2 separate regions of the Homo sapiens genome follow, and region 1 is linked to region 2. The links are chromatin contacts, found by Hi-C in ENCODE. All regions are on one chromosome and are shown on one strand. The core of a region is the stretch at or near the end of the contact, and the rest is flanking DNA. Distances in the headings are between cores, read along the strand shown. Region 1 overlaps DNAH6 (dynein axonemal heavy chain 6). Region 2 holds the start of SUCLG1 (succinate-CoA ligase GDP/ADP-forming subunit alpha).

Region 1 (2,941 bases), core at 293-2,792, 280 kb before region 2:
CTTCCTTTGCCTCTGTGTAGATGAGGCTCCATCTAGCCCTTTCTGCTTTGGGTCTGTCCCTAACTGTCCATCTCTGGGTTTCTTCTATGAGTATTTTTCTTTTTGTGTTCTATCTCTACCTCTAGCTGTCTCATTTAACTGGTGCATAACATAGAAACAATTTTTACTAGTGGGGGACAAAAGACTAGGGGGGAATGCACTTTTCAATAAGTTAATGCATTTATTGAACAGCTTTTTCTCCCCCTAGTCTTCATTTAGAAATCCAATAAATCTATTAGGATCTTAGAAATTCTGGTTAATGTAGACTTTAAACCACCACACTTAATGGGTTTACTTAGTTAAATAAATATTCATATTAGAAGTATAAGAGTAATTACCAAAAAATAAAAATAGAATTTCAAATCAGTAGAGGGGAAAATAAAGAGTGTGGATGATGCAACTGAAGAAGAAAGGAAGGAGAGGAGAAATAAAGGATATAAAGAAAGGAAGAAGGAAGAAGAAAGAAGAAAAAAGGAAGCAAAGAAAAAGCTGGCAGAAAAATATGCCCAAAATAAAGATGACCAATGTAAGTCCAAACAGATCAGAGTTTCTTAACTTTACTAATATTGACATTTTGGATGCTGTAGTTATTTGTTGTGGAGGGTTGTTCTGAGCACTGTAGGATGTGTAGTAGCATCTCTGGTCTCTACCCACCAGACGCCAGTAGCACCACCCCAGTTGTGGCAAACAAAAATGTCTCTAGACATTGTCAAATGGAAATCTTCCTCAGTCAAGAAGAACTTAAATAAATCAATAGCCATAATAAATATAATCAAATTAAAATTTGTCTGTTAAAAGAAAGACTTTCATGTTCCTCAAAACAACAACAAAATCCTACTAAGATACACCAAAAACATAATGATGACACACAAAAAATGGAAAGTAAAGAGTGCAGAAATATATAGAGTGGGAGTACTAAGAGAGGCTTGCTGTAATAATATTAATATTAGAAGATGTATTTTGAGGTTTTAGGTCAGGATGGCTGACTAGATGCAGGTATTGCGTGCTGCCTCCATGGAGAAGAGCCAGAATAGTAAGCAGATACTCACAGTTCAAACAGGTAATCTAGGAGAGAATGCTTGGATTCATTAGAGAAGAGACATGAAGTACCAGAAGTAAGTAAGGAGAGGGTTCAAGTTAGCTTGCGCAGCCAGGAACTGACTGGGCTGGGAGATGGTCCTGGATGCAGGGAAACAGTAAGAGGGAAATCCCTGGAGCTCCAAAACAGGGTTTTAAGATCTTGGCTACAGGAGAAACCCTTGACCCACTAGGGCCTTGTGCCTGACATATGGAACTGCCTAAAGATTGTACAGAGACATTTCTCTAGAAAGGGAACCCACACACAATCCCACAGGAATCCGAGCCTGGTGCAGCCTCAGCTGGGTGCCATTTTGAGAACCCAGATCCTGGGGATTTACAGACACAGCTGCAGCCACTGTGCTGCTCCAGGGAGGGAGAGGGGAGAACGGGCACACTCATGCACCCCCTAGAGGGTACTTGCTGCCCTGCTATGAGCTGCTGTTGAGACTGAGATATGAGTTGACCACACTTCTCACAGCTTCCTGCTTATGCTGCTTGCCTGAATGGTGCCCCACCCTCTTTAGCCCCAGGCCCAAGGTGCCCTTTTGAGAGTTTAATGCTGGGCTGAGCTCCATGCTTTGTTTAGTTTGGGCTGATGTGGCTGTAGCCTCTGCTTGGCTAAGGAAGAACAGGGAGACCAGGTCATCCTACTCATACCTAGGACAATACTCACAGCTCTGTAGCAGGCTGCTGTGAGACAGATGTGAATGAACCACACTCCCCACAGCTTCTTGATCATGCTGCCTGCCTGGGCAGTGATCCGCCCTCCCTGTTTTCAGGCCCAAGGCACCATTTTGAGAATGTAGTGCTGAGCTGTGCCTCATCCTTGGCCTGAGTTTGGGCTGATGTGACTGCTGCTGCCACCCAGCCAAGCAGGGAAAGGGGACCAAGGCTCTCCTATATATACCTAGGACAATGTCCAATGCCTTGCTACGAGCTGCTATGAGACTGAGACTTGAGTGGACCACACTCCTCACAGCTTCTCGTCCATGCTGCTCGCCTGAGAGGGGCTCCCCACTCTCTAGGTGCAAGCCCATGGCTGACACCATTTTGAGAGGTTAGAGCCATTGTTTGGTAACCTGGCAGCGGTGGCCACAGCAAGCATTTTGGTCTTAGGTGAGATTAAAGTGCTTGTTCTGGAAGGGGAGAAGGGTCCCCACAGGCAGAATTGAGCAGTGAGTGTGGAGAGTGCCCCAGTAGTAGGTGGTGGAATTACGCTCTCTCCCATCACAAGACTGGAGTGGGAGGAGAGTTGCTGAAGCTGAGGTTTTTCCCAGAGGGCAAGACTTTCAGTCAGAGACAGCTTTGCAACCTAGAACTGGTCTGCATGGGTCATAACGGGGTGTCCCAGCCTGTTTCCTTGGTCAGTTGGGGAACAGTGCCCCACCAGCTCTGAGGCGTGGGAGGGAGGCAGACTCCACTCCCCTGGAGATCTAACCCTTGCTGCAGACTGTCCCTAAAGGAGGGGAGAGTGCAGCCCACCAAAGACCCCCTTGGATAAAAGAAAACATGGGTGCAGTGCCAGCCACTGAAGGTGGTACCACCAAAGCCTGGGAATGGACATGGAGAGGGGGTCACACTTGCTCCGCCACCCTTCTTCTCAGTGCCCTGTCATGGATTTGGAAGTGACTCTTCACTTTGGAGTCTGGGGAATGCGGGTTGAAAGAGTCTGTGTCTCAAGCTTCTCCAGCAGCTCTGCCCTACTGAGGGTGAATGTGCTCTGCAGAGGTGCTTTTTGTACTTCTCTAGTGCTTCCACCCCTGCTTGTACCCATCAGTTCTTACTCTTAAGCACCATCTACTAGACTGCATCCTGAATTACG
Region 2 (3,144 bases), core at 43-2,542:
CATGGAAATACAAATTTTCATTAAAAGTGTACTGAAATTATATTTTTTGTCATCATGCATTTTATCAATTAAATGAAACTAAACATATAACTTATCAAGCGACAGCTCAGGAATAATTTTGCTATTTAAAATAGCAAGGGATTTTCTATTTATTTGCCATAAAAATGTCCATTTTGTTATAATGGATATATCTGGAAACCACTGATACTATTTAACTCTGAGGAATTTAGTTATCACAAGAACATGATCCATGAGGGAGGAGTTTATTTGCAGTGAAGTCCAACCTGTTAATGACAATATTTGGATCATAAAGGAAGTATTGGGCAATCTCCTGGGGTAATCCCACTCATCCATCCCACAGCTCAGTGCCAATTATAATGACTACCTAAGTAAATTAGGATTGCAATTTTATTGACAATTCTGATGAGGAATCTCAGGAGCACGATTTTCGGCAGAGACGCAGATTACTTCATCTCTTGTTTACCTTTTGACTCTGGGACTCTCTGAGGTTCCTTCTAAAGCTGTTACAGAAGAGGGAACTGTTTGTCCAATCAGGGAGCAAAGTCACATTTGACCTCGAATTTCAGCCCTTAGGATCCTCAGGGAATAAACACTCATGCACTTAGTGCTAGTCAAAGACTGCATGATTATTTAACTAAAAAAATTCACATTCCAAGAAGTTAACTGTCAGTAAGATAGGTTTTGGTCTTTCTCATCACATCTTTCCCTTCACAGGCCACCAGTGCCAGTTCGAATTCCCGTCCCCAGCGGCAACCCTTCCGGGTCCAGGCACAGGTACGCGGTGAGAAATATTATTCTCTCTAATAGCAAACGAGGAAAACGAAGGGGGAAGGAGATGGGCCTGGGATACAAAGTTCTGGCACTGCTCTTCGCACCTCACCTCGCTGTTTCTTCCCTCCTAGTCTTCAAGTCCCTTGTCTCCCCGGTCTCACTGCCGCTCTTCCCTCGCTCCCTTCCCGCCGCCTCACTCAAAAGCTACGAACCAGTCGCGGCCGTCAGACTACATTGCCCACAATGCCACGCGCTGGCCAGTCTCGCGTGGGGTTTTCCCTCAGCTGCTGTTATAATTAATGTTAATCAAACCCACATTTCTAGGAAGGAGCCGAGTTATTATCTGCCTCTCCGATAGGATGCCTCTTTGTCTTCACCTGCCATTCCCGCTGTTTCGTGAAGAATCCTCTGTAAAGGGAAATTTGTTCAGGCGACTGCTGTGGCCACCCTCTGCCTCCTCCGGCCTCTGCCCCTGGGAGGTCCCCGGGGGCCTGGGAGTGTCATTGGCGTATGACCGCAACCCTTGCCGCTGCCGCTGACATCGCTACCATGGTCTCCGGCAGCAGCGGCCTCGCCGCCGCCCGTCTCCTGTCGCGCAGCTTCCTCCGTGAGTCCAGCCAGTACTGTCTTCCTGGCGCCCGCGGGTTATTGGCCCCGCCGGACCCAACCTCCTGGCCCAGGCCGCGGCTGGGCCCTCAGGGCTGGACCTCGGCGGGGGCCTGGGAGCCGCTTGGGATTCCGGCTTCGAGTCGGGGACCCCTACGGTGGAAGGAGCTTTGCTGGATACGTGGGGCGGGGGGCATGACTTAGGCCGCTGGCAGATGGAGATATTGGGTGGCTGAGCCAGGATTCGGGTCCGGGAGCCCTGCAAATTTGGGAGCTTGCTCTCGGCCCCGCGGTGACAAATGACAGGATGGGGGTGGCGTCTAGACTGGCCTTATTTGGAGTTGGGGATGAAGAGGTCCAAGGTGAACTTGGTGGGGAAGGTAAGGGTCTGGGTTGAGAGGTAGAGGAAGAGTGTCTCAGTAGGAAGTTGGGGGATGAGGCTGTCCCTAGTACGGAAAGGTCCTGCACTTCGAATTCCCCCTCTGCAGGATTGTATGTCAGGGAAAGATGGTTTCTGCACACGGAGTGGGGTCGGCATAGCCGCATAGACTACTAGAAGCTTATGGTTGGCTGGGACCTAAACCAGCTTATTTGCAGTGTCTCCACCAGGCGATTTGTGGACACATCCGTTCCCGAAAACTTAGTACCCAAGGTTGCTAGTCTTTGAGACACGCTGACTATGGAAAATTCTTGCCATATTCAAAGTCTCTGTGCTTGTCAGGTAGGTTATAGTAGAAAGAAACTTTGGAATCAGCCACATCAGGGTTTGAAGTCTGGCTAGTCCCTTTTCAGTCTGTGTAATAACCCTGGACACTTAATCTGTTTTTCAGTGTTTCCAATCACATGAAAATATTAACACATTTTAAGGGGCCTGAAGCACCATCACTTGTAAGGTGGACCATTATTTTGTTTACCACTAACAATGAAGAACGATTGCTTATTAAAACTGTGACACACCAGTGGTTGTCACATGTATCCTGGTTTTTTAAAAAGTGAAAAAAAATGTGCATTTTAGCAATGATGATGTACAGGATGATCTGGGTTCACTGCAGAATAAGTGGAGCAATTTATATAAAGCATCTCGTATGTAACAAACACTCAAAGTTAGTTTTCTTTTTCCGCTTTGCTCTTAATTCTGCTTGTACTGAATATTTTATGAGACTTAATTCCTTTCTTGAGAAGATTACATTCTGAAAGTGTACATTGATGAGTGTGCACTCAATAGCTAACACTTAGTTGCCAATCACTTGAGGACAAAGGTCTGGCTAGATAACGTTAGCAAGTATGAAATGGTTTGTTTGGTAAAGCTTTCTGGAGATTCTTGAGAGTGTTGTAGGCAGAAGGACAAAAAGAATTCATTATACCCAGTAATCACTCAGGTCAATAAAGTTTGAGCACCAAGAATGAAGTATATTGGATATGGTTTTAAACCAGCTTAATTTGAATAGATAGTGGGTTAGAATGTAGAAGATCAGATGTGCAGCACAGCCACTGTGGTGGGAAACCCTAGGAAGAAGTTGCCCACCTGTGTCTTTCGCTTCTGTGGTCTTGCTAGTCTGAGGTTCTGAAAGATCCTAGCCTCAGGTAGGTCTGCTGTCTAGAAAAATCTAGAGAATAAAGGAAGAGTGTCTAAAAGATCTAGTTCCTTACTCCACCCTTAGCAGTCCTCTCAATCCTCTTCCCACAGAACTGGAAGTGTGTTCTTCCTAGACTCCCAGGATCATTTGGCCCTAGAGTGACCATCTG

The links. Hi-C counts contacts between places; a loop is a spot of excess contacts on that map. Pooled maps may share reads with other maps.
Region 1: a pooled map shows a loop between it and region 2 (3-fold over the local background). The contact joins the enhancer-like site here to the promoter of SUCLG1 in region 2. A Hi-C loop is called at or near these places in 4 of 50 pooled maps.

Annotation. Positions count from the first base shown.
Region 1 is chr2:84,740,237-84,743,177 of GRCh38, reverse strand. All of the region lies in intron 62 of DNAH6 (dynein axonemal heavy chain 6), which reads right to left. Among named protein-coding and RNA genes, the nearest start is that of TRABD2A, 140 kb to the left of the region's middle. RefSeq lists an enhancer at 1,616-1,665. Within about 2 kb of position 1,542, at least 2 of the 41 ENCODE cell types and tissues checked have a DNase peak (open chromatin) inside an H3K27ac peak, as active enhancers do.
Region 2 is chr2:84,457,428-84,460,571 of GRCh38, reverse strand. It overlaps SUCLG1 (succinate-CoA ligase GDP/ADP-forming subunit alpha), which reads left to right and starts at 1,292. Exons shown (of 9, transcript NM_003849.4): 1 at 1,292-1,399. The coding sequence starts at 1,303. It also overlaps a transcript of DNAH6 not described here. RefSeq lists a silencer at 746-935 and an enhancer at 1,116-1,255.